Regions from separate parts of the Homo sapiens genome. Here region 2 is linked to region 1. The links are chromatin loops, found by intact Hi-C in ENCODE. Cell type or tissue: sigmoid colon. All regions are shown on one strand. Each heading gives the region's core, and the rest is flanking DNA. Links, peaks and the distances in the headings are about the cores only. Region 1 overlaps ABCC9 (ATP binding cassette subfamily C member 9). Region 2 overlaps ABCC9 (ATP binding cassette subfamily C member 9).

The links. Hi-C counts contacts between places; a loop is a spot of excess contacts. Peaks named below come from ENCODE experiments on the same cell type or tissue, not always from the same donor. Only the 100,000 strongest peaks of a DNase experiment are listed, where the experiment ranks them.
Region 2: a loop joins it to region 1, with 3.0 times the contacts of the local background. A loop is called at or near these places in 4 of 110 quality-filtered maps.

Annotation. Positions count from the first base shown.
Region 1 is chr12:21,883,588-21,899,444 of GRCh38, forward strand. ABCC9 (ATP binding cassette subfamily C member 9) reads right to left here. Exons shown (of 40, transcript NM_020297.4): 13 at 11,688-11,728; 14 at 10,445-10,587; 15 at 4,239-4,347. Among named protein-coding and RNA genes, the nearest start is that of ABCC9, 50 kb to the right of the region's middle. RefSeq lists enhancers at 7,550-9,079, 15,609-15,857. In sigmoid colon, for the core only: no CTCF peak of the experiment used is centred there; DNase peaks (open chromatin) are centred at 8,274 and 11,464.
Region 2 is chr12:21,821,189-21,837,045 of GRCh38, forward strand. It overlaps ABCC9 (ATP binding cassette subfamily C member 9), which reads right to left. Exons shown (of 40, transcript NM_020297.4): 31 at 7,770-7,872. It overlaps KCNJ8-AS1 (KCNJ8 antisense RNA 1), which reads left to right. Exons shown (of 5, transcript XR_007063241.1): 3 at 6,022-6,236; 4 at 7,719-7,915; 5 at 8,035-8,073. Among named protein-coding and RNA genes, the nearest start is that of KCNJ8, 54 kb to the left of the region's middle. In sigmoid colon, for the core only: no CTCF peak of the experiment used is centred there; DNase peaks (open chromatin) are centred at 7,363, 7,773, 10,663 and 11,093; H3K27ac peaks cover 533 bases.

The sequences.
Region 1 (15,857 bases), core at 5,070-13,069:
TTGTAAACATTCCACCCGTACATTATTGATAATTCTCTGAATCATGAGGATTTTTAATCTGATACACTCACATAAATCAGATTGAGCTACACGGCACCCAGCTTCTGCTATGGATTGACAAAAGCATAAAGATCTAGATTTTTTTTTGTCCAAAGATATTACAGTGTTTCATCAGGAGATCCATAAGTCTTATAGAATGATCTAGTCTATCTCAAATGTTATAGCCCTATTCCTAGTCAATGGACTAAAACATCCTTTATAAAGAGGATGCCAGCTGAGTTGTGACAGTCTTCACATATTTAAGGTGAATGTAAGTCATATCTAGAAATTTGTCATTCTCTAATTTTTTGGTTCAGTTTCACACAGAGATAAATGGCTAAAGAGAAAGTAGAATATTTAGCTCATAAACCTCTAATCTGGAAAAATTTTAAAGCTCAAAATTTCTTCCAGAAACATATTGAGTCAGTATTTCAACATAAATAATTAACTTTTTTTTTTTTTTGAAACAGAGTCTCACTCTGTCCCCCAGGCTGGAGTGCAGTGGCATGAACACAGCTCACTGCAGCCTTGACCACCGAGGTTCAAGTGATCCTCCCACCTCAGCCTCCTGAGAAGCTGAGACTACAGGTGCATTTGCCACCATGCCTGGCTAACTTATTTGCTATTTGTAGAGACAGGTTCTGCCTATGTTGCCCAGGTGGTCTCAAACACCTGGATACAAGCTATCTGCCCATCTCAGCTTCCCGAAGTGCTGGGACTATAGGTATGAACCAATGCACTCAGCCATAATTATCTTCCTACTCAAATACCTTATAGAGACTATGAAGGCTAAGTAATAATACACTTTAAACTGTTAAGTTACCTAGAAAGGAAACGATTCTAGAATTGTGAAAGTTGTTGGTTTTGGGGGGTTATTTTTTGGCCTGGAACTGCAGGTTTAGCTTTTTGAAAAATCCATTGGGTTTTACTATGGGAATTAGGAATGTACTCAAATAATCAGTAATTTAATCCAAACAAGATATTGCTCTTCCAATTTCCATCAACTGGTGTATCAAGAGAACACCCAAACTATCAAATAGTACATTGCTAGGCTACATGCAAATAAATACACAAATTAAAAAGCCACTGAAAAGATTAGAAAGTAAGACACTAGCAGTGGTTCTGTCACACAGAAAATACTAATATATTTTGACTTAGAGAGGAGGAGAGTATGTTCATGAACTTTATTTTAGTTTTGTTTTTCCTTCCTACAGCCCTCACAAATACTCCTGGAAGTACACTGCATGAGAGGTTGTAGAAAGCCACTATCCTTTAGGCTAAGTATATTTTCCATACAAAACAGGTCTACACCTACATATAAAATGTACTGTCTTCTAGAGTCTTTAATTCTGTAACATTATTGCCCCCACAGGTCCAAAAGAAATGACTTCATGCCCTTCACAAAACTAAGAACAGGGTGGGAAGAGTAAATGTGTTGACAGAGATTTGAGTCGAAGTTCCACAGATGTAATATGAAGAGACTTTGGCCCTAGACTGTCACTAATTCTCCATGGAGATTCTACAGCCAAAACCACTTAACTCTAAGCTTTTACAGAATACATAGTATCTTAAGCACTCTCAAGAAGGAGTTTCCATTAGTGTTATTTTCAAACACACAGCTTTTTTCACTCCATTTTAAAAAGTTTGTCATTTGTGGTTTGGCCCATCAGCAGTGATGAATGACCCTGAAAGACATCAAGAAGTCCAGTCTGGTTTCAATAACCCTGAAGATATTGGATGCATTTGAAGGGGATTCTTTTTTTCTTTCCAAAACCTTTTCTCAGTTCAATTTTTCTTCTATGCCACATCTCATACAAAAAAATTCTTCAGATTTCCCTAACTCCATGAACTTGACCTCCTATATGCCGTTTCTTGAGGTCATCTCACTCTGCTTATCCCCCTATCTCTGAAAGACAAGTTCCTTGGTAGTCTAGGACCATCCCAAGAGTGACGAGACTGGTTCTAATCAAATATTTGATCCCCTACTGCCTAAAAGTTTAGACACTCTTTAATGCATTTTTGTCTTTGTGTCCATGTCCCCACACTAACAAACAAGCATTTTGAGGCGTTGTTCCTCCAGCATATATAAACATGGCTGGTGGTCCCTTCTCAGACAAAATCACACCCGTTCAGTAAAACAACTTAACAGAAAGTGAAAAAACAAAAACAAAAACAAACACCTCCAGAACAACAGAAGGAAACGAGTCTAAATATATAACCACAAGATTGCCTTTTTTAGCAGTTTTAAACATGATTTAAAAATATATAATATAGATTGATTTCCTGGGAAAAGCTTTCCAAGTTCCAATCAGTTCCAGTCAGGAGACTGATTGTGTTGGTTCACATAAATGGTAAATATATTCATATTTTTTCTAATAGTAACAATTATAACTAACATTAACTTATGACTCACGGTGGAATAATGCTTTTCTACTTTGTGAAATATATTAATTTTTAAGAATTTCTTCAAAATTTTTTAGACACTTCCTTCAAGAAAGTAGTATAATCCAGTCATTGATTTAAATATTATCTAATGGCTAATGGCTCTTAAATTTATATCTCCAATGCTTATGTCTCTTCTTGGGTTAAGAAGTATCTCAAAACTTGCATGTGCAAAATGTACCTCTTGATTCTACCTCAACACCATCTCCTCATTTCTCAGCCTCCCTATTTCAGTTAATGGCTATATCATCTACCCAGAAGTCAAGCCAATAACCTAGGATTCTTCCTTGAGTCCTCTTTCTCCCTCATCTCCTCCATCCAATCTATCACAAGTCTGTATCAGCTCAACCTCTAAAGTGTACACTGAATTTGATCTCCTTTTTTCACAATATCCACTGCAACTGGACCAAAAGCTCTAATTCTAACCATCATCCTCTCCTGCCTATATTATTATAATGACTTCTTTACTGATCTACGTGTTTTACTCTTTGTCCTCCACTGACTTCCTTCTACACAGAAAACAACAACATAATCTTTTAAAAATATAAACAAAAATTATATTACTCCCTACTTTGAAACCTTCCAATAATTTCCTATTGCATGTCAATAAAATCCAAACTCTTTCCATGGCTTACGAGGGCCCTCAATCATTGTTCTCGCATCATCTCATCTTTCTCTTCTTCACCAGGCTCCAGCCACAGTGCCCCTCTGTTCCTTGAACACACCAAATTAATTCCTACCTCAAGATCTTTGCATCTACTAGTTCTCCTGCATGGAATGCTCTTTTCCCATAAGTTTTCAGGAAAGGTACCTATTTTTTATTCAGGTCTTAGCTCAAATGCTGGCTCTCCAGAAGGGCCTTCTTGGAAATGACCACCCTGCTTCAAGTACCCAATTCACTCTCTAATACCCTCTTTCATTTTCTTCACACAGTGAAACTATGTTACTGTTTTAATTTGCTTATCAATTCCTGCCTCAAGAAAGCGAATTCTGTGACAGGAAGGATATCACATGTCTTGTTCATTGCTACAACCCTAAGTCTTGGCACAAAGCACAGGGCAGCCAAAAAATAAAAAACACAGTCATATATTTAAATAAAGCTTATTCATATTACATGTAATGCATGACAAAATAATATTGACTATGTTTCTAGATTTTATGTAGATACTAAGTAAATATTTGTATCATGGATAAATGAACTGGTCTACAACTTACAAGATTCAAGTTTTAATTCTAGCTCTACCACTTAGTAATCTTATGACTTTATTTGAGCCTCATGACATGCAAAATAAAAAGAGCTAGAAAATAAAAAAGAGACAATGTAATGTAATTCAACTGGAAAATAAAAAGAGACAATGTAATATATTAAGTGGATCAAAAGATAAAATGCATCAGAAAATATGTTTTAAACTATAAAGTGTAGTATAGCTAAATGGTATTATAAGAAAATGGTGCATGAGTAAGCTTATTTGGTGTTATTTTTATATACATTTGGAGTAAGCAAACTCTCAATTTCCTTTTGAATTAAACACGTCTTGTCTCTTAGGATAATTTTTTCTGGATTTATAAAGACAAGCCTTATACATTCGTCTATTGATTTTAGACTTGTGAGGTTGTAGAGAAGCAAGTCGTGATTTTTCTTCACATGGGTTAAAAACTAAAGCTTATAATCTCTTCTAACTCAGTTGTATTAATCTGTCCATTCTGCTGAGACTGTCCTCTATTCACAACTTCCAAAACAAAAATAAAGCACTTACAACTCCAGTGTGCTTCTTACAGGACTCAAAAGGAAGCGAACTTTCACCAGTTCGCCAACTGTCGTCACCAATCTCATCACTCAAGAGAAACTCATTCAGCTTTTGAACACTGCAAAAAACAATAAACACAGAATAAGAGTTAACAATAAAACCACCACCAACAAAGTGCTACCTAAATAACGACTTTAACACACAGTATTATGGTGAGTAGGATGCCTGTGAGAGTCATTTTTCAAGACCAACTGGGAATTCAGCTAGATCGACCAAACATCCTAAATTGCTGAGGACAGAGGGGTTTCCAGGACATGGGACTTTCAGTACTAAAACCAGAAAAATGTCAGAAAAATCAGGACCACTTGTCACCCTAAATTCAACAGAACCTTCTTTGCATTTTTTTTGCAATTATATTCCTTGTCAAAAATAGTGAAGTTGTTTAGGAACTTGGAACAGGGTGGTTAAAAATAACACTAATGAGGAAAGTCCTCTTAGTATTCTAGTTTTACAAATGATGGGGAGGTGACGTACAGAGAAACTAAGTAACCTGCCTAAAACCATTTAGCATGTAATATGCAAGGATCTGGAATCCTTGGCCACTGTGTATCTTGCTTAAGCACTATGCATGATTCACATTTTCTGAACCTGGCAAGGAGAGGGGACTCTAGAGTCTTGCTGCTCAAAAGTTTCAGCCAAGGACCACCAGCATCAGCATCAACTGGGAGTTTATTAAAAACAGAAAATCTCAGCCCTGCCTCCAAATACGAATCACATTATGTATTTGACCAATACTCAGAGGCACTTTATAAACACCATTTGAGAGGCCCTGCTCTAGAAGACTGGTTTGCCAACATTCTTTAATGTGACCTCCTTAGGCTGGGCACAAGACTCCTTGGCTCATCTACTCTACCCATTCTAATTTTCTCAAACCAGTGTCATAGGATCAGGAGCAAAAATAAATAAGTAAAACAAAGAAAATGATAATATGCTTTGTAAACATCATCCTAGAAATAAAATAATATACAAAAGGAAATTCAGTGAAGTTGCAAAGGAAAAGAAGTGCTCCTTTTGGCAAGCTAGGATGCAGCAAGTGGGAAAACTTAACTTGGCACATGCAGCAGCAACTACAGGGGAGGTATTGCCTTTGATAGGAAACTAGAAAATATATGTATGAAATAAATGGTTTCTTTTTTAAAAATTTTATTTGAACTTATAGTCAAGTTCCTCCAGACAAGTCTTCAGAACTTGTTTTTTGTGACACAATAACAAAATGAGAAAAAGGTAAATTTAATTTAGTCTGTTGCCCATGATCTTTAAGTGTTTTGGCTTTGCATGCCATAGAAACATGATGGAAGACGAAAATCCATTGAGGCAATCTATTAGCTGTCAAATTGCACTTGCAGAGAACTAAAAGAGGTAATTATTTAGGAAGAGCTTCAGTTCATACACTTTCTTTGAGTCTTTGATAGCAAAGTCTGACCACATAGACTTGAAAAACAGTGTTATAAATGCGTTATGAAACATTATTTTATTCCTCTTAAATGGCAGTTATTTCTTCTTCACTTTTACAGATTGTAATTGTCATTCTGTTCTTATGTTTTGAAAAGATTTGATTTTAAGAAGCGCAGCTCTGTCAATCAAAGGAATACCTTTAAACAATCTCACACTATGTCTCTGCACAAAAAAACAAAGTGGAGAAGCCAGTCTCATCTGCCTTTATAATTCCAAATCTAGCAATGCCTGGCACATGTCATTCAAGGAATGTTTGTTCAATAAATCAAAGAAGGAATAAATCAATGATTCTGACATTAAGTAAAGTTGGTTGGTTCAATTCTCCATTCCCATTTCTAGTATAGATACAAATCACGAATCTTTCCAGTATAGACTCAAAGCTTTTATGGAATAAATGAGCCCCACTCTTCCTGAGCATTGGAAGCAATGGTCCCTGACCTTGATTGAGAATGGGGACGACATTCTCTCTTCTTAACACCCCACTTTGAAACATCAATGACAAGGACCATCAATGGATGCCAATACTAACCTATCTGTGAACCTCTTACTTCCCTTCCCCTCCCATGTCCCCAGTCATTCTAGGCTCTCTGGCTGAGGATCTCCAGCACTGATGTTTTGTCATTGTTGTTGTTTGTTCCATGTCTATCTCTCCCACTAGACTGTGAACTCGTTAGCAGCAAAGATTTTCATCTTTAGAATCTATCCCAATGCCTAAAATATAGCATGGTAATTCCTAAAGAAATGTCTGATGAAATAATAAATGGGTAATACGAAAAGCATTTTCTATTCATACGAGGTCCTTTCAGAAATCACAGAGGTAAAACAATTATGGAAAATGCACAAATCCTGACCAAGGGTGAAGTAATTTCCACCATGCTTCCAGGTTTATATTTTTAAAATGCAAATCTGTGCATGTAATGACCCGCTTCTTAAAGTGACAACTGGCATCCGGTTGCCTTTCAGCATCTTTAGCATCGTCTAAAAGCTGCTCAGGAGTTTACTCTCGAGCTTCATGCCTTGATACTTCCCACATCAGAACCCTTCCTCCAATGACACTGAACTACTTTTAATCTCCTGAAGATACCAAGATTTCTCACCTACTTACCCACTTCTTCCCTGTGAATATACTGCTCCTGCTGTTAAAACATGTTTTACATTTTTTCTCCAACTTGCCAAGTCTTACCTATTTTTAAGGATTCTATGAAAGAGTCACTACCTCCTTTAAATCTTTACCAACCTAAATGTCCAACAACAATAGACTGGATTAAGAAAATGTGGCACATATACACCATGGAATACTATGCAGCCATAAAAAATGATGAGTTCATGTCCTTTGTACGGACATGGATGAAACTGGAAACCATCATTCTCAGCAAACTATCGCAAGGACAAAAAACGAAACACCGCATGTTCTCACTCATACGTGGGAATTGAACAATGAGAACACATGGACACAGGAAGGGGAACATCACACACTGGGGACTGTTGTGGGGTGGGGGGATGGGGGAGGGATAGCATTAGGAGATATACCTAATGCTAAATGACGAGTTAATGGGTGCAGCACACCAACATGGCACATGTATACATATGTAACAAACTTGCACGTTGTGCACATGTACCCTAAAACTTACAGTATAATAATAATAAAATTTAAAAAAAAAAATCTTTACTGACCAGATAGTTTCCCTTCTCTCTCAAAAACTTCAAGGATGGCCATTATGGGCCATAGCATTCTTTGTATAGCTTTATAACACCATAACCCACCATACAGTAATTAGTTTCCCTTCCTGGTCTGTCTAACTAGGCTGTGGACTCCCTGCAGATTTCAGTCTTTTATCTTTGGAATTCTTAATGCCTAGCAATGTACCTGTATCAATAAATGAATGCACATCCACAGAAGATGCTCTGAGGCTTGGGGTAGAGATGAGTAAAATGGTGGTAAGACGGTGAAATGGAGATTTGTAACATACAAAGTGGAGAAGTGAGGCAAGCATTCTAAAAAAGAAATCACTCTTCTTCGAGCATTTTATTATTTTAGATAATAGTTACTTTTCATTATTCTGTTTTGTGAAAGTAGACAAGAACACTTCATCATAAAATGTCCAGAAAAATCAAATGGTGTTGGGTGCTGGGGGGTGTGAGGAGACAATCTGAATCACACCTGCCTCATTCTTCCATTTTATGAGGTATATACAGGTCTCAGCCATTGAATGCCATGAAGCCCACTTTGGCTAATAAGCCAAACCTTATTAAAAGAAAGCATAGAATTGTTTTGGAACCAAGAATTGAACATGGTATGGAATTCTCCTCCGGTAGAGAAGTTTACAAGTCTCTTACATGCATGTATAGCACAAGTTTGACAGTGTGCTTTATCCCATTCTAACCCACCAAGTTTCTAAATGTATTTAAGATTGCAGTGAGGGATTTAGAATTTCCACAGTTCCTGAAGAGGAGATTTCAAAATCAGCTGACCAAAGTCTCCGATTATAAACAGGCTGCTCAACTCACTGTGGGCCAACTGGCACTAAAGGTTGGTCACGGCTTCCCAGGCACAGAAGAAAATGCTCTAAGTCCAATCAACACTGGGAGAGCACTTATTTGGGTTCCCAGAACTAGCACACAGTGGGAAAAAGGATTAATGTTCTCTGCTTACCAGTCATCTCTGTAGGACCTGCAATTCAACCACTGAAACTCATTTGAGAGAATCAGGCTTTTATAAGCAGATTCTGTTTGGCCTATGGCTTGGGAAATCTGGAACTGAGCCCTGAAGAAAGACTGGTCTTTATCAAACTGGCAAATGTCTTTTCCATGAGATGTGCAGAAGGGAGAGTGCTGTGCAGAAATATACAGGGATATCCATCCTCCACTGTACTAGGATTTATTACCACGGAATTGTATACCATGGATTGGAGGGACACCCCTAGATTGTTTTCATTTTTTTTTAATCAAGTCAAAGTCCTTTTAATATTTGGTAACCTCCTGATTTCAGAGGTGTTATCTATTGCAAGTTATCAACTGCTTTTCTATCTCCACTTGTAGTACAAAGTCAAATTTCAAATAAAAGTGTAACCATGAAAGGGACAGTTGCTGAGTGGAGAAAATGAAAATAAGGACCAAAATAGCAGACTCTGGCCATTTATCAATTTTATTGTTTGAAGTAGCTTCCCTTCCAGAGCACTGCCTAATTTGGAAGTGGTGCTACAAAAAGTAGTCAGTGATCCGGACAAGTGTTTCAGAAGGCAGAACAATAAGAAAATGAGGGCAGATGTGGCCAGAAGGCTTGAGCTCTAGACACTAACAGCTCTAGAACTGGTTGTTAATGAATGTCTCAGAGGTTAACTTTGAAACTATGTTACACTATCATATTCTGTAAGAATTTGGTTTATAAGATGATTTATATGCATTTTAATTTTATTGGGCATTAAGTGATTGTTAAGCAAATGCAAACTATTGGCTTAAAACTGAAGATTCTGGTATTTTGAATAATAAATTCTAGTTTTCTCAGTAAGATATAGACACCAGCACAATTATCTCATTTTAAAAGTCTTACAAATGATGTTCTATGTTTCCGTCAATTGCAACATGATACTTCATATATTTAAAGGCTCAATTTTCCAATTTTTCTTCAATATTGCGACATCTTGGCACTTCTTTCAAAAGCCAGATATAAATATGATAATGATTGTTTACAAAGCATTCTGAGGTTTTATAGGTTTATAAAGAGCATATATCTAAAAAGAAAAATTCCTTTTTAAGAGTGCCTTATTTATGGGAGCATAAGACATATAGACTGTCGTATAGGCAGTGTATCATCTAGTTTGGTAACACATTTTTATAAGTAAAAATGGTGGAAAAATGGTCTTATATCACATCTATTTTTATAGCTGTGCATTATGAGATATTATAAAGAGACAAAATCTGCACTGGTTGGAAACACTATAGAAGCATATTTAAATGAGCAAAATACAAAATGGTTTTACAATTCTTAACCATTTTCAGAGACTTTAAGCCTGGATTTTTTTCCAGATTAAACTAAAATTAAAATAGTAAATGTGATGATGTGAACATTCTCTGTCACTATTGTTGCCAATATAAACTGGCACAGCTTTAGTGGAAAACATTATGGCTGTATTCATTTTTAAAAATCTTAAAAATGTGTGCCCTCTTTGACCTACCACCACTTCAGTGGAAAGCAACATATTCATCAAGGACCTCAAAGATGTGCATATTATTAGAACTAGTATCCCCACTTCTAGAAATCCAACCTGAGAAAATCATCAGAGAAAAGTTTACAGATAAACAGAGATGCGTGAACTTCAATGTTATTTATGTTAGGGAGAAAATAGAAACATTCTAAATGTTCAATTAAAAGGTAATTGTTAAATAAATTAGAATATTTCCAACATAGAATATTGCATAGTCAGTAAACATGGGGTATTATAAAACTTAAATGAAGGGAGAATAATAAAAAAAAGTGTAATCAGGAGAAAAATGCTAGATAAATTTAAAATTTTTGTTTTGAAAAATTATTTTTACATGAAATAAATAAAAGACTGAAAAGTAGCATACCACAATTTTAACAATGGTTGTCTCCTGGCAGTGATTTTAATGTTCTTTTTTATATTTTTTCAAATACTCCTATTAGCACACGTCATTTCTATTATCAATAAGCAAAAAATGCCAGACACTTCAGTGCATACCTTATGATGGCTTTGACTGCAAATCTGACCACCGTGGAGAGCAGGAACAGTGGTGTGACCAGGATATGGAAGAGAGACAGTGAAGCAAAGGCCTCTGCAGGTTTCAGATTGTTTCCACTGGCATACGCATGGGTCACAAATGTCTGTGCAAAGAAAGGAGTTCTTTAGAGAAAGCTGGAAAAAGTGTCACACATGCGTACATTCAGTCCTAGAAACCTAACATATTCTGCTATGCCAGTATGTCCATTGTAACTATGATAACAATGACTTCATCCAAAACTCCCTAATTAAAACAATACTTGCTTTTGGTAAGTCCTGAAAGGCTTACCTGCAATTATAGTGGCAAACTTATGAGAAAGTTAGAAAAAAATTCTACTTACAGGTTAGGTAATTGACCCTGTCAGATTGCTAAGTAGGGGGAATAAAGGGATGGAGAACCCAGAGTTTTCAACAACCAGTCAAGCCCTTTCCAAGCAATACTAAATACTCCGGGAGAAAAAAGAATGTTCTGTTGTTTTGGGGTCCTCACTGTGGATCTTTACTAAAACTGTCAGCATTAATATCCAAAGAAGACTTACTTCCATTTTTTTTTTTTTGAGACACGGTATCACTTCATTGCCCAGGCTAGAGTGTAGTAGCGTGATCATGGCTCACTGCAGCCTCGACCTCCCCAGGCTCAGGTGATCCTCCCACCTCAGCCTCCCAGTTAGCCGGGACTACAGGCATGCGCCATCATGCTCAGCTAATTACATTTCTACAAATAATACCAGTTGCCGATTTTGTCATTTTAGTATGAAATATAATGCAATTATTTAAGATTTTCTGGTTATTGATCTAGCTCCATCTTGTTGTAAGAGTATCTGGGAACCAGATCGTTGAGATTAGAACAGTTAATTCCCAACCGCTGTTCATTTTGCAATGTTTGCAAATGTACCAGCATACATTTGGCAATGTTTTGATTGTTGTAACTGAGGTTGCTACTGGCACCTGGTAGCTAGAAGCCAGGGATGCTGCCAAACGTCCTAACACAGAGGGCAGCCCCTAGAACAAAATTTATTTGGCTCAAAATGTCCATAGTGTCTTTACTGAGAAACCCTGGATTAGAACTCTTGCAATGGAGACTGCCATAGAGAGAAGTCACAGAGGTGAGGTAATATATATTACTACCCACACATTCTTGCTCATAAATCATTTATAAACACTGACTTGGTTTCATTTCTAAAAGAGAGAAAAAGTGTCTTACAGCAAGAACAGCTGCTATGGGAATTGCTGCATTCATGAAGACTGTGGAAAGAAATAAAATGCATTAGTTTCATTGAACTGTGAAAACATTTTCAGTAACTTTAATCATCTATTATTGCTTTAACTTTCTTTGAAGACAGGAAGGACAAAGAGTATTAAATGTCATTTTGTCTGGAGTCCACAAACATTTACCAGTTAATATCTACTTGTGTGCAGTTTTATGAGTTCCCATACATTAGTCTTAACCAGTTTCTGTTTTTCTTTATTGAATTTTTTTCTTATGAAATGTTACAAACAAAAGAATCCATATAAAATCATCCTTTAATGATAAAAATTATTAGAATTTACAAATGTGTATTCTACAGAGGGGTTACAGTCTATCTTTTGTTTAGTCCACTAAACTAATTTAAATATGTGAAATCAGGTTATTACACAGATTAAAAACAAGAACTTGACATCACTTCGAGTTCTCTTTCCAGCAGTGTTATTAATATTCATTTATGGCCCTTTCAGTTAATAAAATAACTCCATATCCTGGACTCTCTGCGTGTCTAAATATCTCTCCTGGAATATATTTAACTGTCACTGGATCAGCATGATATGCCTAGTTGAAATAAGAAAAACTCACATTTTAGCTTGAAATACTAGTGTTTGGAAGTAACAGTAAAAATAAAAAGCCAAGTTGTTGATTTATAGTCATACAGTCATAAACTATAGAATTTTAGGAACCAAGAAACCAAAGATAAAGTGAATTGTTTGTAACAGAGCCAGGCAACAGCAGAGTGAGAAGCTAGAATCTAATTTTCTTTTTTTTTTTTTTTTTTTACTTTTCTTTTTTTTTTTATTATACTTTAAGTTTTAGGGTACATGTGCACATTGTGCAGGTTAGTTACATATGTATACATGTGCCATGCTGGTGCGCTGCAATCTAATTTTCTTAACAGTAGAGGACTCCGGTTTTAAAAATCATCTGCTCTCAGGGATTATCCTTACCACCGTACATAGAACAGAATCAGACTGTGCTTTTGCAAGTCCAGATATGACTTAGTTGTCAAACATAGACTCTTGTACAGTACCGCGAATCCAAACACTGATCTGAGTTTTGTAATAACACAGATGAGAAGCCACATTTCTGCCTCAACCTTCTTTCTCTGACCATTGTCACCCTATTATATTTTATTTTAAGTTCCGGGATACATGTGCAGGATATGCGGGCTTGTTACATAGATAAACATGTGCCATGGTGGTTTGCTACACCTATTAAGCCCAGATGCATTAGCTACTTTCCTTCCCACTGCCCTCCTCATAGGCCCCAGTGTGTGTTGTTCTCCTCCCTGTGTCTGTGTGTTCTCATTATTCAACTCCCCCTTATAGGTGAGAACATGTGGTGTTTGGTTTTCTGTTCCTGGGTTAGTTTCTGTTCCTTGGTTAGGATAATGGCTTCCAGCTCCATCCATGTCCCTGAAAAGGACATCATCCTATTCCTTTTTATGGCTGCATAGTATTCCATGGTGTATATACCACATTTTCTTTATCCAGTCTATCACTGATGGACATTTGGATTGATTCCATGTCTTTGCTATTGTGAATAGTGCTGCAATAAACATACACATGCATGTATCTTTAAAATAGAATGATTTACATTCCTTTGGGTATATACCCAGTAATGAGATTGATGGGTCAAATGGTATTTCTGGTTCTAGGTTTTTGAGAAATCACCACACTGGTCTTCCACAATGGTTGAACTAATTTACATTCCCATCAACAGTGTAAAAGCATTCCTGTTTCTCCACAGCCTCACCAGCATCTGTTGTTTCTTGACTTTTTAATAATTGCTATTCTGACTGGCGTGAGATGGTGTCTCATTGTGGTTTTGATTTGCATTTCTCTAATGATGAGTGATGTTGAGCTTTATTTCATGTTTGTTGGCCACATAAATGTCTTCCTTTGAGAAGTGTCTGTTCATGTCCTTTGCCCACTTTTTAAGAGGGTTTTTTTTCCTCATAAATTTGTTTAAGTTCCTTGTAGATTCTGGATATTAGACAATTTTCAGATGGATAGATCGCAAACATTTCCTCCCATTTTGTAGTTTGTTCACTCTGATGATAGTTTCTTTTGCTGTATTTTCACCCTATATTCTAAGTGTATTATTTTCGTTTAACCTGCTTGGTAGCAGATGAGTATGAAGCACTTGACATAGTGCCAGAGATGGAGTGTGCACTCAATAAATGTTTGTATTATCCATTATCTTCTTTAATCTTTACAATCCTACATGGTAGATATTATTAATAGCTCATGTTACAGATGAAGAAACTGAGGCTAGGAGGATATAAGTAATTTTCTCAAGGCCATTCTACTACAAAGTGTCAGAGCTAGGATTTATAGCCAGCTCTGTTCAACTCACCACCAACAAGATTGTACTGAACAAAATAATAAAACTTGAAGTGGTCAAACTGGAATTTTGCTCCATTGACTCAAGAATCCCAGCTGCCTATCAAGAACACAGGATAATGTATTTTCCCCCTCATGACTTCTTACTGCTCTCCCCTAGGATGACCTCCTCTACCCTCTCTCTTCTTGTATTTGACTCAATACCAACACAACTCTCATCTCTAGAGACACACAAGCTGAATTCACATCTCACCTCAGCCCTTTAGTAGCTGGATGATTTGAAAGAAGTTCAGGTTACCTAAGTTCTTTATATGTCAATCTTTTAATTCTAAAGTGGAGTTAATAATAAAATCTAGGCCAGGCATTGTGGCTCATGCCTGTAATCCCACCACTTTGCGAGGCGGAAGCACTTGAGCCCAGCAGTTAAAGGCTGCAGTGAGCTATGTTTGCACTGCTGCACTCTGGCCTGGGTGATAGAGTGAGACCTTGTCTCAAACAATATATAAAAATAAATAATAGAATCAAAACCACTGGGCTGTTGTAATAATTAAATGAGATGGTATATGAAAAACCACTTATGGCAATAATTGGCTAAGTATACTCTCAATATATCTTTGTTGTTGTTGTTGTTATTGTTATTATTCTTGGCTACATCCATCCTTCTTATGAGAATTTCAGTCCCCTGAAGAGAAGGATGTATTGAAGGGGTCACCAACTTAGAGTAGTACAATATAAGCAAGTGAATCTTGATCATCCTGTCTTCTAGCATTTTGACACTATGTTAGTGGTGCATTGCTGGAAGATAAAACTCCTTCCAACTTTATGTCTAATGTATCAAGCATTAGGGCTAGAATAAAGGGGCTATATAGGCCAAATATTTTCTCTAAATCTATTTCAAAAAAGAAATGTTTATAATCTTTAAACTCTAAAGGAGTTTATAATTCAAGAGGAAACAATATATAAACTTCCAAAATTTTAATTTGTTAAAGGTCTTGGGAGCAACAAAGATGAGCAAAACTGACACATAAATCAAATCAAATATTAGTGGGAGTAGTTTTGCTAAGTTTGTGTAAAGTATACTAACATAAACCCTGTTATTCATGAGAATACTCAGTCATACTTTGAGGGAAAAAACAATATTTTTGTAACAGTTGCTTTTAAAGTTAGAGTTGAGGATGAAAGAAGTCTCTATTTTGAAATTTTTGAAAATATATTGGAAAAAAGGGTTTTATGTGAACGAAGTTTGGCTTCCTTTACCTGAAAATGGTATTTTTTTCTCCTCAGTTTTCAAAAATGGCTAAGTTTTCTTGACAATCTTCAAGAAAATATCACATCATAAGCTCCCAAGGAGACAAGTTAAAAAACTGCAAATATTTTTAACCCTTTTCCCGTTTAGAAAAAACAAAGTGTATCTCACTGCCAGTACTCATTTAGTTTTACATAAACACACTCTTTGAGGCTGAAGCAAATCTGATTGATTTCTAATGTGAAAATAAAATGTAAAAACTGTTCTTGGAGTTATTTCTAAACAGAACTAACAAGAGAATCGTTGCAATCATCTGAATCATCTATTTAGGAAAAAACCGAATTCATCAAATGAATCTTCGGCCAATGCTGTTTGAGAAAGATGTTAACATCACACATAAGAATGCTATGATTTCGAGGGGGTTGCAAGATGGCCAAATAGGAACAGCTCCAGTCTGCAGCTACCAGTGTGAACGATGCAGAAGACGGGTGACTTCTGCATTTCCAACTGAGGTACCAGGTTCATGTCACTGGG
Region 2 (15,857 bases), core at 4,066-12,065, 63 kb before region 1:
TTAAGAGCTGAACATGTAAAGATACTACAAGCATACATTTTTTGATAAAGTGGGAAGTCCAACACCGAGTTTTATAATCTTTTAACTCCCATGTCCATTTAGAACTGTAATATGACTGTCTCTTAAAAAGCTTTGCTATGTTTAAGTGTTATGAGTTATTTCCTTTTCTAAAGTGAAAAGTACTTTTACCTAAGCCATGAATTTCATCATTCAGTTCCAAATTATTATATATATGTATATATTTTACTATTTTAATTGTGGGAAAAAAACTCACAAAATGCTGTTGCTGTGTTTTTTATAAAGAACAGATTTGGACAAAATAGAACAAGGTCATAGCTGACTGAAATATCAAAAATCACTGGGTCTAAATAAATGGAAATTAAACAGTAGGAGTAATATGAATATAAATATAATAAAGGAAATGTAAAACATTATGCAGTCAATTTCTCGCTATTGAGTTTAGTTTACTATGGAAATCTTTGTATTCTATATTGGGCTCCTGAATTCACCCACTGTAAAGAATGACATGGTAGATTTGATTAGAAGATAATTTAAACTATTTTCCATTGAATTAAAATGATAATTCTGGTAACAGGTAGGTAGTCTTATTCTGGCAAAAGGGCCAGCAAAAGAAGTGAAAACAGATGATGGGAGAAAAAGGAGAAGACTCATCAATAAGTTGTAGTCAATATATATTTTCTGGGCCCCTTTCACGTGGTTAATGTTTTCAAAACTACTTGTATAATTTTCAATATGATCACTAGATATTATTAGTTATTAGGCCAGCAATCCAAATATGCTCAAATTCATATATTAAAATGTTTTAGAAATATTATTTTTGACCCGGTCTTCAGCAAAAGAAAGGCATAGCTTTTTGAGGTACATTTTATAGCAAAAATTTTCAGAAGAGGAACTGATTTTCAAAATCTACAATCAACTAAATTCAAATAGATATTATAGCTTGAAAGCCAATATATCTGTAGTTTAGTATGTATAACAAAGTTATTTTATTATAAAAATATTTTTAAACTTTCTTTTTAAAGAAAAAGTCATTCAGGCTGTCTTTTAATTTTACTAACTAGATACTTTCCAGCTCACTGCTGGATTACTACCACTGCTAAAAACTGTTTTTTTTTTTTCTAAAGTACTGGAAATATTTTAGAGACTACTGATCAGAATTTTATCTTGATTTGCATAAGGGATGAAGCTCCTTTGTGTACTACACTTTTCAAAAAATATTCAGCAAAATCACTAAATTTCAATCACTTCTCTTCAAATATTACAGTAGTATAGAAATGTGAAATTAATAGCTAACATAAAAGCTTTTGTGGCCAGGTGCAGTGGCTCATTCCTGTAATCCCAGCACTTTGGGAGGTCAAGGCGGTCAGATCACGAGGTCAGGAGATCGAGACCATCCTGGCTAACACAGTGAAACCCCATCTCTACACAAAAATTAGCTGGGTGTGATGGCAGGCACCTGTAGTCCCAGCTATTCGGGAGGCTGAGGCAGAAGAATCACTTGAACCCGGGAGGCAGAGGTTGCAGTAAGCTGAGATCATGCCACTGCACTCTAGCCTGGGCGACAGAGTGAGACTCCGTCTCAAAAAAAAAAAAAAAAAAAGCTTTTGTTAGGTCTCCGATGTTCACTTCTTTTACTGTTAAACTTAACAAGTTTAATGATTCACAAAGTGACCCTACGGTTACATCTTTCCATTCCTTTGCAAATACGTGAGAAGCAAATGGCTTAGAGGCAATAAACTAAGAAAGGAGAAGCAGATGGTCTGCATAACTTTCACAGAAGACAGCTAATACTTGGGGATCACTAATAGCATTTATTCTACTGCTATAGCCTTACACATCCTAAGCAATCTACTCAGTGAAAACCACCTTCCATCCAAATGATACAATGAAATGGGAGACTCAACTTAGGAAACAGAAGTTACAACACAGATGAATTATCTACATTCAAAAGAGGGCTTTTATCTGTAGAATAGTAAATTACAGCTTCCATCAATTCTGTGAATTCAATACTCCCCACCAGAAGATTCCCATGTCGAAAGAGAGGTCTCTTTTCAGATTTCTAGTGATTCAAAGACATCTATCTATATTTGGAATTATAATGAAAACTGTAATTCTCTATAAGGCAGCCTTGTAAATAGTTAATAGCAACCCAAAAGTATGTGATCCCTCTCCTTCATATAGCACTCAGGAGCACATTATTGTACCACTGGGTATCTGCAAGAATATATTAGGGCCTTCAAATTACGAGATCACTGCATCCCTGTCTGTCGTTGAATTGTGAACACACAAAAAAGCAGTGTTGTCTCACAAAATAGACTCTTGTGCAAGCTCACCCTAAAGACCATTTTCACTTTAGCCTGTTGACTCTAAAGTATTTATTTTTGGCTTCTTCATGTGAATTTTCTTTTATCCTTCCACCACACAGCAAGACAAAGCCTTGGAAAGACAGCCTTTAGATAAAGTTACACCATTTTTGCAACTGAAAACACCAATGCCAAAGAACTGGAATTGTTTAGTCCAAAGGGATGAAGAGAAAAGACTGTGCTGAACGAGAGGACGCAAGCAGCAATCAGAGGTTAGGCTGTAGTGACACATTGCACTCAACCGCGGCCGGCTTCACTTGGCACCCAGAGGAAAAACAGTCCGCTCTGCTGCCAAAGCAAGTCCGGTGGCCAGCCACAGTCTAGCCGCTTTCTACCAGCCAAATTATTTTATTCTTTTAGTCTCTTGTCCTTTTATGATTTGAGTGTGTTATGGCCTTTATTTTTTTCCCAATTCAAAATGAATATGATATGAATATGGTGGGCAAGGCTAGATCTTCCATAGGGAAAACTATCTGTGTAGACAAAGAGGAAAAATCATGATTGTCTTAACTCTTATTTAACATGACTTGGAAAAGAAAAGAAAGCGCTGTATTTTTTTAAAAACATAAACAATTATTTTGAGATACGTTCCATTGATATCTAGTTTTTTGAGCGTTTTTAGCATGAAGGGGTGTTGAATTTTATCGAAGGCCTTTTCTGCATCTATTAAGATAATCATGTGGTTTTTGTCATTGGTTCTGTTGATGTGATGGATTACGTTTATTGATTTGCGTATGTTGAACCAGCTTTGCATCCCAGGGATGATGCCGACTTGATCGTGGTGGATAAGCTTTTTGATGTGTTGCTGGATTCAGTTTGCCAGTATTTTATGGAGGATTTTTGCAATGATGTTCATCAGGGATATTGGTCTGAAATTTTCCTTTTCTGTTGTGTCTCTACTAGGTTTTGGCATCAGGATGATGCTGGCCTCATAAAATGAGTTAGGGAGGAGTCCCTCTTTTTCAATTGTTTGGAATAGTTTCAGAAGGAATGATACCAGCATCTCTTTGTACCTCCAGTAGAATTTGGCTGTGAATCCATCTGGTCCTGGGCTTTTTTTGGTTGGTAGGCTACTAATTATTGCCTCAATTTCAGAACTTGTTATTGGTCTATTCAGGGATTCGACTTCTTCCTAGTTTAGTCTTGGGAGGGTGTGTGTGTCCAGAAATTTATTCATTTCTTCTAGATTTTCTAGTTTATTTGCATAGAGGTGTTTATTGCATTTTCTGATGGTAGTTTGTATTGATGTGGGATTAGTGGTGATATCCCCTTTATCATTTTTTATTGCATGTATTTGATTCTTTTCTCTTTTCTTCTTTATTAGTCTGGCTAGCAGTCAGACTATTTTGTTGATCTTTTTTGTTGATCTTTTTTGTTGATCTATTTTGTTGATCTTTTCAAAAAACCAGCTTCTGGATTCACTGATTTTTTGAAGGGTTTTTCATGTCTCTATCTCAACATATGAAAAAAAGCTCATCATCACTGGTCATTACAGAAATGCAAATCAAAACCACAATGAGATACCATCTTATGCCAGTTAGAATGGCAATCATTAAAAAGTCAGGAAACAACAGATGCTAGAGACGATGTGGAGAAATAGGAACGCTTTTACACTGTTAGTGGGAGGGTAAATTAGTTCAACCATTGTGGAAGACAGTGTGGCCATTCCTCAAGGATCTAGAACCAGAAATACCATTTGACCCAGCAATCCCATTACTGGGTATATACTCAAAGGATTATAAATCATTCTACTATAACGATACATGCACATATATGTTTATTGCAGCACTGCTCACAATAGCAGAGACTTGGAACCAACCCAAATGCCCATCAATGATAGACTGGATAAAGAAAACATGGCACATATACACCATGGAATACTATGCAACCATAAAATAGGATGAGTTTATGTCCTTTGTAGGGACATGGATGAAGCTGGAAACCATCATCCTCAGCAAACTAACACAGGAACAGAAAACCAAACATCGCATGTTCTCACTCATAAGTGGGAGTTAGACAATGAGAACACATGGACACAGGGAGGGGAACATTATACATTGGGATCTGTCCGGGGGTGGGGGGCTAGGGGAGGGATAGCATTAGGAGAAATACCCAATGTGGATCACGGGTTGATGGGTGCAGCAAACCACCATGGCATGCGTATACCTATGTTACAAACATGCATGTTCTGCGTATGTATCCCAGAACTTAAAGTATAATTTAAAAAAAAAGATAAACAAAAATTGGATGAGGTTCGGAGAACGTCCCAAATTCAACAAAAGGCGTTTCTACTCTGGTTTCTCTCTCTTCTTTCTTGAGATTTTCTGTCAATAGCAGTGACATGGCTTTGGAAAGTTAAAACTAGGCATAAAGAGGAAGGGAGGGGAAAGATAGCCACAGAAAGCAATGATATCATGTTTTCTCCCATTTCCATTATGGCTCTGAGTCCATGAATTAGAGTTGGTGAAATCTGTGTGAAGAAATCCTGCTTGCCTCTTCTAATTTATGTCCAATGAAGTGACCTTCTTTATATCATTTTGGTTGCATTCCTGCTCTGGGAACTCTAAGAATATTTGCTAGAAGCAGATATTTATGTGAACTTACTGAGTAATACAACAAAGAGGGGGTTGTGTTGATACCATAGATAAGATCAATGCAGATGTACTGGGCCAATTAGAAATTTTCATTACTTTAAAAAAAAAAAGACTTACAAGGCAGAATACAGAATATATCCAGCTGTGGGGTGTAGAGAACAGTTCACACCCTAGTCTCCAAGGTACTATATCTCAACTTCATTTTTCTCACGCAAGATCCAGTTATTCCAAACTAAAATTCTGTCTCCAGTGATGTGGACATGCCCACAGAAACACAGTAGTAATGAGGTCATTTATATGTGCACAATTGAGAGAAAAGGTTATTTCCCAGGAGAAGTCATTTACCTTATTTAACACTCCTACTGTGGCATATGTTCTTGGATTATAGTATTTATATTTAAATACACCTGGTTCCAATGAAAACTCTCAGTTCACTCAGAAGAGCAGAGCGACAGTGAATCTGACTGGTCTCACAATGGATCTCTGAGATTGTCTAGAGGGGTGTGCATGTGTGCGTGTGTACACGTGTTTATCCATATAAAGTTACTGACATATAAATACAATGGATGGAGGCAAAGCATACACAAAGGACCTTGAACCTTGACTTCTGTCAGCAGATATGCCTGGAACCTTGCAATAAATCAACAAACGTTTCTTGCCAAAATATATCTTTGCCCATCGGAAATGAAAATAAAATACTCCTTAATATTTTGTATTAATTTTTAAGGGAGAGTTCTAGTAATAAGACTAGATTGCAAATCTTGGAAGGATTCTAATACACAGAAAGCAAGGAGAAGACATAGTAACAAATGCATTACAAAGTAACCAAATGAATGGCCTGTTCTGCCCTTCCTGTTTCAGGTGTCAGTATTTTGTTTTTTGCAGGTGGAATTCAAGATACAGAGTCTATTATATTTAGACAGGTTCAACTGCTTTTTCACGTGGGGGTTAAAGTATTGGGTTATGAGACAAACTAAACTAAACAATTTTGAGTTTGGCTGCTGTTCCTTTCTAATTTTTCCTGACCTTCCCTTTCTTGGCAGTCTTAAGGCTCTAATATCTTGTCTTCTGGCTATGAGAACAGAGCATATGGTTTGCTTGAAGATTCTTGTTCAACACTTATCCATTAATCTGACAGCAGGAAGTGCTAAAGAGCAGAAACAGGAGTCGGTCAGACTCTCACCTCAAGTCCAAGGCAAATATGCTTGCCCCTAAAAGACATACTTGATCTTCAAGTTCAGGAAAACCAGATACAAAGGTAACTGCTAACATTTCTCCCTTATGATTTCGGGACATTCTTTCAGTAAGCTATTTCATCAGTAATTATATTATTCATATATGATTTTTTCCCTTATAGAACAACACACACACACACACACACACACACACACACACACACACACACTCACATATCAAAACAAGGAATTAAAGCAAGGAATTATGGAATTATGGTTTGTATAGGGTTTGGGAATAATGTTTTGGTTTTGTGATAAATCCTAAGTAACACTTCACTTGCCTTTATTTATCTATACGTAATTCCCAAGAAACTCTGTCCTGCCTTCTTCCAACTGTCACAGCTACCTGGAGGGAATTTATCAGCAACCAGTACTTCTGTCAAAACTTTGTGAAAAATAACTATGCTGTGCTGTTGAATAATTTCTACATAATGACTAATATAGTTGAGGAGAATCTCTGTAAACCAGTGAGAAATCATGATAATAAAAGCTCACAAGGATGTCCAAGATTCTTGTTTAATCTGTATCCATCAATCAACTACTCAGATTTTAATTTGGGCTCCTTCATTTCTACCCTATTAAATTCCCTTTACCATCTTCCTTCTCTTTTCTGTTGTGTTTTGAAAGAAAGCCTATATGTTAGTGAAACGCAATTAGTGGAAATAAGATTCTCTCAATAGTAGAGATAAACATGCTTTTTCTTTTCAAAACCGGCAAATACCTATTTAAAAAATTACACTCAACTCAACATTACCATCAAAGTAGCTTATCCATGTTCCGGATCGCACAGACTACAAACTATATTCCTTGCCTTCTGGAATGTCTTTCTCATCTCTCCTACTTGATACTCCAGCTCATTGGCTTATGAACCCCCTACCAGGGCAGGTACAATTCATTATTCATTCATGCATGCATTCGAAAGACATTTCTTGAATGCATTTGCCAATCAGTGTAGTAGGGGATTTATGTTACTTTTAATCCAATGCCCATACAAGGTACAAGGTACACATTCTTATTTTACAGATGAGGAACTGGGACTAAAATTAACTTGCTAGACCAAGTCTGTGTGATGCCAAAGCTTGTGCTTGTTCTTCTACATTATGCAAGACAGAAGGCAACAGATGATTAACTGTAGTTTTCTACATTTTGCACTAACATGACCCTCCACTGGCTTAAAACGTAGAAAGTTGCCATCCTTCCAGGCAGGACCAACTCAGTGAAGGAAATGAGTACATCTGTTCACTTGCCAAATGTGCTCTTTTGGAAAAAAAAATTTGAAGTTATACAAATATTTGCCATTCCATTAACTTATGTGATCTAGAAACTAATGAACACAAAATGAATTTTTGCTTTTTGGGCTATTTGTCTTGTCATTAGCTAAAACATTATGACAAACTTCATCTGTAACATAAACAAACCTGAGCTATTTTAAAGTCCAGAAAATGTGAAGCTAGTGCCGAATCTCAGTGGAATACTAATTTTTACAACTGTCTGCCTCTTTGCAGCAGGCGTCTTCTCTATTTGGTTTCCATTTCGAAATCATGAAATGAACGTACCGTCCTGACCTCCAGCCATCTGTTGGCAGCTGAGAGAAATAAGTAGGCAATGTTGTTTGTATCCGTCAGTTCCAGCATACGTTGTTTAAATCTGGTTTCATGCCTGCAGAAAACAAAAACACGATGTTAACCACACAACAGGAGAGGTAATAAGAAACAGTCACACTTATTACTACACTATTTACTCAACACAGTGACAAACTGATGGCATGGAATGATCAGTAAATAGATTTCTTTTTTTTTTTTTTTTTTTTTTTTTTTTCAGATGGAGTCTCGCTCTGTTGCCCAGGCTGGAGTGCAGTGGCGCGATCTCGGCTCACTGCAAGCTCCGCCTCCCGGGCTCACACCATTCTTCTGCCTCAGCCTCCTGAGTAGCTGGGACTACAGGCACCCGCCACCATGCCCGGCTAATTTTTTGTATTTTTAGTAGAGACGAGGTTTCACCGTGTTAGCCAGGATGGTCTCGATCTCCTGACCTTGTGATCCGCCCACCTTGGCCTCCCAAAGTGCTGGGATTACAGGCGTGTGCCACCGCACCCGGCCCAGTAAATAGACTTCTACTTCAAAATAAAGACCAGCTACTACTGCTCTTTGCATTCTTAGTAGAGATGGTGTGGTCAGGTGTTTATTTCCTTTCTTATACCCTTACTAGGAAAAAGAGTCCTTCTAATAACAACATTGTATTAAAGATCAGTTCATAAATTTCCACATAATTATTGTAGCCATGAGAATAAAGCATAGCCTACTACATTAAAAGGGCCTTACAAAATCCAGGATAAATTGTGTAGAAATGCAACTGTACCGATATTTTGTGGCATTTATTTTACTTTTCCAAACAACACAGTTAGAGTTGGGTGGGAAGTGCTGGCACAGAACCAGGGAAGACAGAAAACTATGCATTTGCAATTGGCAAAAATATACTTTTAAAATTATCTTTTTGCCTAATATTTCTGGGAACCAAAGGAAAAAAACTGGGGTGGCAACAAGTAGAGGATGGGGACACTAGAGATGACGGCAAATGCTCTACACCCCCAAATTCTGAAATATTTGTAAGGATGGTCATTGCATAAAAGGAATTTGGTCTGTGTACTTTCAGGGTTCTATGATATATATCGTTTGGATATTGATCTTCAGCAAATTAAGTTAATTCTTGGTGCTCAATAAAATCACACCAAATTCTGTGTAACCTATTTTATAAATAAAACTGTTAGTAAAAGCCCTATCCATTTAAACATCTGAGCCAATATCTCAAAGAAATTCATGTTACATGGTAGAAAAAATCTTCTCTAAATCACAACAATAGTCTCTTTTTATTTCTCAATTATTTTTCCTGAATAACAGAAACATTGGAAGGCTGGATAATATAATAAAAATAACTGGTTTGAAGGTAGGGAAAATACCAAATCAAAATGTGATTTATTCACTCTCTGCAGCCACGGCTTGTCTTATAGAGACCTCCCATCTATGGGTTATGTTTGCAAGAAATAAGCAAACTTCATCTGACAAAATGGCAGTGATTCCTTCTGGATAAAACACTTCCCCCACTCACCTCCCCAATTTTTAAGTAAAATTGTAAAAATGTATAATAAATCATCATATGTCAAAGAATGAAGATATCCTGGGAGGGGTGTTCATTTGGCCCACTGAAGTAATCCATACAGGCCAATATAAAGCAGACGCTTGATATCTATCCAATCAATCTGATCATTCCAATATGTCAAAAAAGATAGATAATTCAGTCGGACAGTAAGCTCTAATCTACAATAATCAGAGAACTCAGCAATCATAGCTAAATAGTTACCTCACATTGAGTTGAGTATCCATGACCCAAATGCCATGCTGCCATGCACAGGAGGACCTGGCCTGAATGGCAGCACTCATGCTGTGGGACTAAGCAGTCCAAGCTTACCCTCCAGCTGACCTTTTTAGGGATGAATATAGAGAACAACTGAAGGGTAGGGGGGATGTTCAAAGGGTTATAGGATTTACTGAAACAATGAACATGAACCATAAAGATTATCTATCTATCTATCTATCTATCTATCTATCTATCTATCATCAATCTATCATCTCTCTATATACACACACGCAAGGCTCATTTTTTTTTTTTTTTTGAGACAGTCTCACTCTGTTGCCCAGGATGGAGTGCAGTGGTGCGATCTCAGCTCACTACAACCTCTGCCTCCCAGGGTCAAGCGATTCTCCTGCTTCAGCCTCCCCAGTAGCTGGGACTACAGGTATGTGCCACCATGCCCAACTAATTTTTGTATTTTTAGTAGAGATGGGGTTTCACCATGTTGGCCAGGATGGTCTTGAACTCCTGACCTCAGGTGATCCATCCACCTTGGCTCATTCTTTTTTGTACTTGCTAGGTACATGTTTGGTAGATTTTCATCCATTCATTCGGGAGCATTTAGCAATCATCCACTCTAAGCAAGACATTATGCTAGACACTGAGGATATAGGAACAAGACATGACCTACTCCCTTGAAGGGTCAACTGTCTAGTGAAGGGAGGAAACACAGCATTAACAAGTAAAAATGGTGCAACACACTGTCTAGCTATAAGGATCTTATGCACAAAATGCTACACGAACATAAAGGAAGGGCATGATTTGCACCAAGCAGAGGATCAGCACGGTAGGAAATGGAGTGAAGGGTGGAGAGAGAGGAAGGGTTAAGCAAGGTGTCACAAAGGACAAGGAAGATAATCTGAGTGAGGTTTTTAAAGGATAAGCAGAATGTTTTTGGTGAACAAGGCATTCTACGCAGCAGGAACAATATGAGAAAAGGCACAGAAATGAGAAAGCGCCACATGTTCTGGGGCTTGAGACAGGTTCTTCTCCCTAGAGGACTGTGTGATGGAGAGATTGGAGATGAGGCCAGGTGGACCAAAGCCAGTGGACTACATTTGAGATGAACCTCAAACACTTGATTCTGACAAAGTGCTTTATCTGGAACACTTTTGACTCTTCCTCTAGTTTTGGGATATTGTTTCAGATCCACTCTTAAAGAGTTTGTAAATGGAGTTGGCAATAGTCTGAGGCAGCAGTGAGAGGGGAGGGGTGAAAATGCAGTGAACATTCTTTCTGCGTGTTTCTATTTGGCAAGAAACCTTCTGTTTTCCTAATGGAAACTTTGACACACTCAGCCTGTATCTTTTCATCCATATCCAGCTCATCTTCTGAACATTCTTAGACCTTTATTCTGTCAGACAAGAAAAAAATAGGAAAGGTCACTAAAATCTCAGTCTAATTTAACTGTGATGCTTTCGTGGTAAACTACTTGAGGGAGTTCATTGCTTCATGTGAGTACACCACGAACCCTCAATGCGGGGGAGGAAAAGCAGCCTCATCAGTAAATATTAACTTTCCAAAGAGTTCAAGACTCTGGGGACTCCAGTTAGCTTGAAAGAAAGGAACAGATGGATGGAAAAAGACACAATCAATTCCTGACCACAAGTACCAAATGTAAGGATTCTAGAATTTTATCCATGGCAGCAGGGCCATCCCATTTTCAAGACTTCTTTTGGGTTTAAAAATGCTGATATTTATGATAGTTAATAAAAATGCTTTACGTCCCTAATCATCAGAGAAATGCAAAGTAAAACCACAATGAGACACCACCTTACCCCTGCAAGAATGGCCATAGTTTAAAAATAAAAAAAAAAAATAGATATTGACGTGGTGAAAAGGGAACACATTTACACTGCTAGTGGCAATGTAAACCAGTGCAATCACTATGGAAGACAGTATGGAGATTCCCTAAAAAACTAAAAGTAGAACTGCTATTTGATCCAGCAAACCCACTAGTAGGTATCTACCCAGAGGAAAAGAAGTCATTATATGAAAAAGACAGTTGCACACACATGTTTATAGCAGCACAAGTTGCAACTGCAAAAATATGGAACCAGCCTAAATGCCCATTAACCAGTGAGTGGGTAAAGAAAATGTGGTATATATACATCATGGAATACTACTCAGCCATAACAAGGAACGAAATAATGGCATTCTCAGCAACCTGGATGGAATTGGAGACCATTACTCTAAGAGAAGTAACTCAAGAATAGAAAACCAAATATCATATGTTCTCATTTATAAGTGGGAGCTAAGCTATGAGGATGCAAAGGCATAAGAATGATATGATAGACTCTGGGGACTTGGGGTGAAGGATGGAAGAGGGGTGAGGAATAAAAGACTACACATTAGGTACAATGTACACTGCTTGGGTGACAGGTGTACCAAAATCTCAGAAATTATCACTAAATAACTTATCCATGTAACAAAAAATTGCCTGTTCCCAAAAAACCTATTGAAATAAATAAACTAAAATAAAACATTAAAAAATGAACTCTGGAGGATCTAAACCTGGATTGGATCCTGCAGGTACTTCCAGATAGAAGTTGAGTTGTCTTTTGTTTCTTCCAACTCTAATTCAAGCATTGAAATTTAACATAATATTTTGTTCTACTTAAAGCTACCTAGAAGTTTTCCTAATGTAAAATTAAGGATAGTAATGCTAAATTATGCTCATGTGTCTAGGGAAGAAGGTAAATGAAAAATCTGAATCTTGACTCTTGGTCAATTTCCTCTTTCATTCTAAATCTTCCTCATTCCCTTCACGATGCTCTGCCTTGTTCTTGTCCCCATCCCTCTCAGAAGATGACTTCCCCTGTCCTTCAAGGAGAAAACAGAGGCTGTTATATGTTGAACTCATCAACTTCCTGTTGTTTCACCTGCCAGTTTTCCTGAATCTATTCAGATCCTTTTCATACCTTCATAGAGGAGCTATGTACCAAATACTCTTCAAGCTGAAGTGGTCTTCACACTTGGGCACTTAACATACTCCTGCTAATCTGCTGTAATAATCTTCTCCGTTAACTGTCCCATCCCGCCTATATCTCCACTTCTTCCCTTCAGTCTTTGAAAATGTCTAGTTCATTATCCTCTTAAAAATGAAAACGCAATAGTAAAAAAGCTCCTCCTTTTAGTTAGCTCTCCTAAACTCCTTCCCACCTCAGTAAAACTCTTTCAAAAAGTAGTTTTTCCTTGCCATGTCCATGTTCTGATTTCCAATTAATTTTTTAACCCTCTGAATTTTGCCTTCGATTCTCTCCACTTTATCATTACTGTTCTTGCTAAGGTTATCAATAGCTTCATGGTTGCCATATCCAATGGACACTTTTAATTCCTTTTTATTCTTCTTTTATGTTGTTATTACTATTGACCATTCAATTTCTTTTTAAAATGCTCACTTGATTAACTCCAATGATGCCACTATCCTGATTTTTTGCCTATTACTTAGATGGCTTATTTTCCCAACTGGTCTGAATTCCTCTCCCTTAGTAGGAAGATGGGTTCTGCCCTATTAAGTATTAACATTTGGCACTTATATGTCATTGAGGTCTTGGAAGGAAATGGACAAGACTGAATTAAGGTGCATTACAGTGGTGTTGCCTAGGGTAATATGCATCAAACACAGGTAGAGCAGTCCCTTAGGCTTTCCAGACCTGTCCTTGACCTGGGTAGAGCTGCTACAGGTAAAGGTTTACTTACCAGAAGGTGCCATTTGGATAAAGGGCTATCAAAAATTTCAGCTGACCACTTAAGGGCCTTTAATGGCCTCTAGGGAGGCGAAGTGCTTGGGTGCTGGCCTCTCCTATCTGGATATATATATGTATATGTATATCCATTTGGTACTTGTGGTCAGGAATCGAATGTGTCTTTTTCCATCCATCTGTTCCTTTCATATATATATATCCAGAAGAATAAAAGAGGGGCTGAAAATGATATATATATATGACTTATACATATAGCATATATAACATTATACACACACACACACACACACACACACACACACACACACACAGTGCGCACATGAGGAGGGAGCCCAGTGAACTGATCTTTCCCACCATTAACTTCTCACTCATAGGATAGTTGATCTTTACAGGGACCAACTTGCTAAACTAGCAGTCACAACATCAAGGTTGCCAAGACGTAGATCCTCCTCCCATAAACAAGGCATTGGTTTGGATTTGACGGCATCAGGCTGGCCTATGTTGGGGTTGGCCAGGAGCAGGAGGAGCTCAATAGGATTTTTAGTTGAAAGACTGAGACCATGACAAGGGGCAACATCAACCCTTCCCCTTTACTGAGCAAGCTGACTGGGAACAGAATTCAAACAGTCTGTCCAAATTAGGAGGGCTGGAAGCAGATAGATGTTGAAGTAAAGAGCCATGGAGATATTAACAGAAAGTAGTAGGTTGAGCAACGAAGTGTCCTTTAATTTATTCACAAAACATCTGGACACCTAGTATGTAACTGACTCTGTCAATATTCTAAAGATTAAGATGAAGGACACATTACAGCTCTTAAGTAGCTCCCAATCTTGTAGAGGAATGCAAACACACAAACAGTTGATTATGATGCAGTGTGCTAAGTTTAGGATGCAACTTAACATAGAGATCTAAGAAGGACATGGACTCTACATTCTCACATTCAGAGAAGGCTTACCACAGTAGATGATAATCATGGACTGATATTTCAGCAATGAGATAGGCACTGGTTAGCCAAATATCAAAGGATATTGGGAGGCACAAGTCATATAACCTATCTTCCTCTTAACCTAAGAGGACCAGCTCTGTTTAATGAGGCAGCAATTGGCAGATCATATTTTCCACAGGATCTCTCTTATCTACTTTTTCGTTAAGTGCTGGTAGTCTGAAATTTTTCTGCAAGCTCCTCTTTTCTTAGTCTACACCATCTCCCTCAGCAATCAAATCCATGGCCAAAACTTTAACTAGTATCCATAAAAGAATGATACTCAAACCTGTATCTTCTGCCCTTAGATATCTCTTAGACATCAGACCTGTATACCAAAATGATCAAAAACAGTCCAGCTGGATATCTCATTACTACCTGTACATGTTCATAACCAGACTCATGAACTCCTTCTCCAATCCTCCACATCATCTTCAATTTCCTAACTTGGAAAACTACCTACTCATGGAATCAGAAACTTAGAAGGAATCACCTTCAACTTCTCCCTCAACCTTACTCTTCACATTCAATTTGCTCCTAAATCTCATTGTTCCCACTTCCTAAATATTCCTTAAATCTGTGCTTTCTCTCCCGGTCCTTAGTTCCTTATCCTGCCTTTGTAATCTCTCATGTGGACCACTGCAACAGCCTCCTGGAGTCTCCTTGTCTCGGGCGTTAACCATCCCCAGTTCATAGTAGTATCCCAGAGTTATTGTGATGAACACAACTCTGATCATATCACTTTCCTGCTCAAAATTCTTCAGTGACTACCACACATTGAAAGGATCCAGTCTAAGTTATTTAAAGATACTTATCAATGCCCTTTGTGCACTGGCCTCTACTATGGTTTCAAGCCTCATCGCCACAGACAGCTTCTCTGTACTTAATGTATGTTCCAACAGTACTGGACTCTTTTGATTTCCATATAAAATAGAAATCTTTATATTTTCACACATCTGTTATATCTTCTTTCAATATTCTATCTCCTGTATCTGCCAGGTCAATTATTCCTCATTCAAAGATTTGTTATTCAATAATTATCTCCCCATTCCTTCTAGACAGAGTGCTACCCTGCTCTCTGACACAGTTGTTTCTTGTGATATTAGACTATGTATCATGCTGTGTTGCTATTTTTTTTCTTAAGCCCTCTCTCCTACTAGGCTGTGAGCTCCTTAACACAGCCCATGTTAGCTACTTAGTCAATATATATTTATTGAGCACTTACTTAGTCCCAGGCACTTTTCCCAGCTAATGATGCCACAACAACAACAAAAAAAAGAAAAAGTGGGGGATGAACTGATAGGGCTTACATTCCAGTTGGAAAGGACAGATAACTTGTAAACAAATAAAAAAGATGATTTAAAATACTCAGATAAATATCACAAAGGAAATAAAAAGGACAACATGGCAGGTGTATGTGGGGAGGATGTGGGGAGGGAGGGCAACAGTGCCACTTTTTGCTGGTTGGAAATGAAAGGCCGTGTCTTTTTAGTCTTTATATATCTACAGCAAGAATAGTACCTGGCATATGTTCGGTACTCAAATGT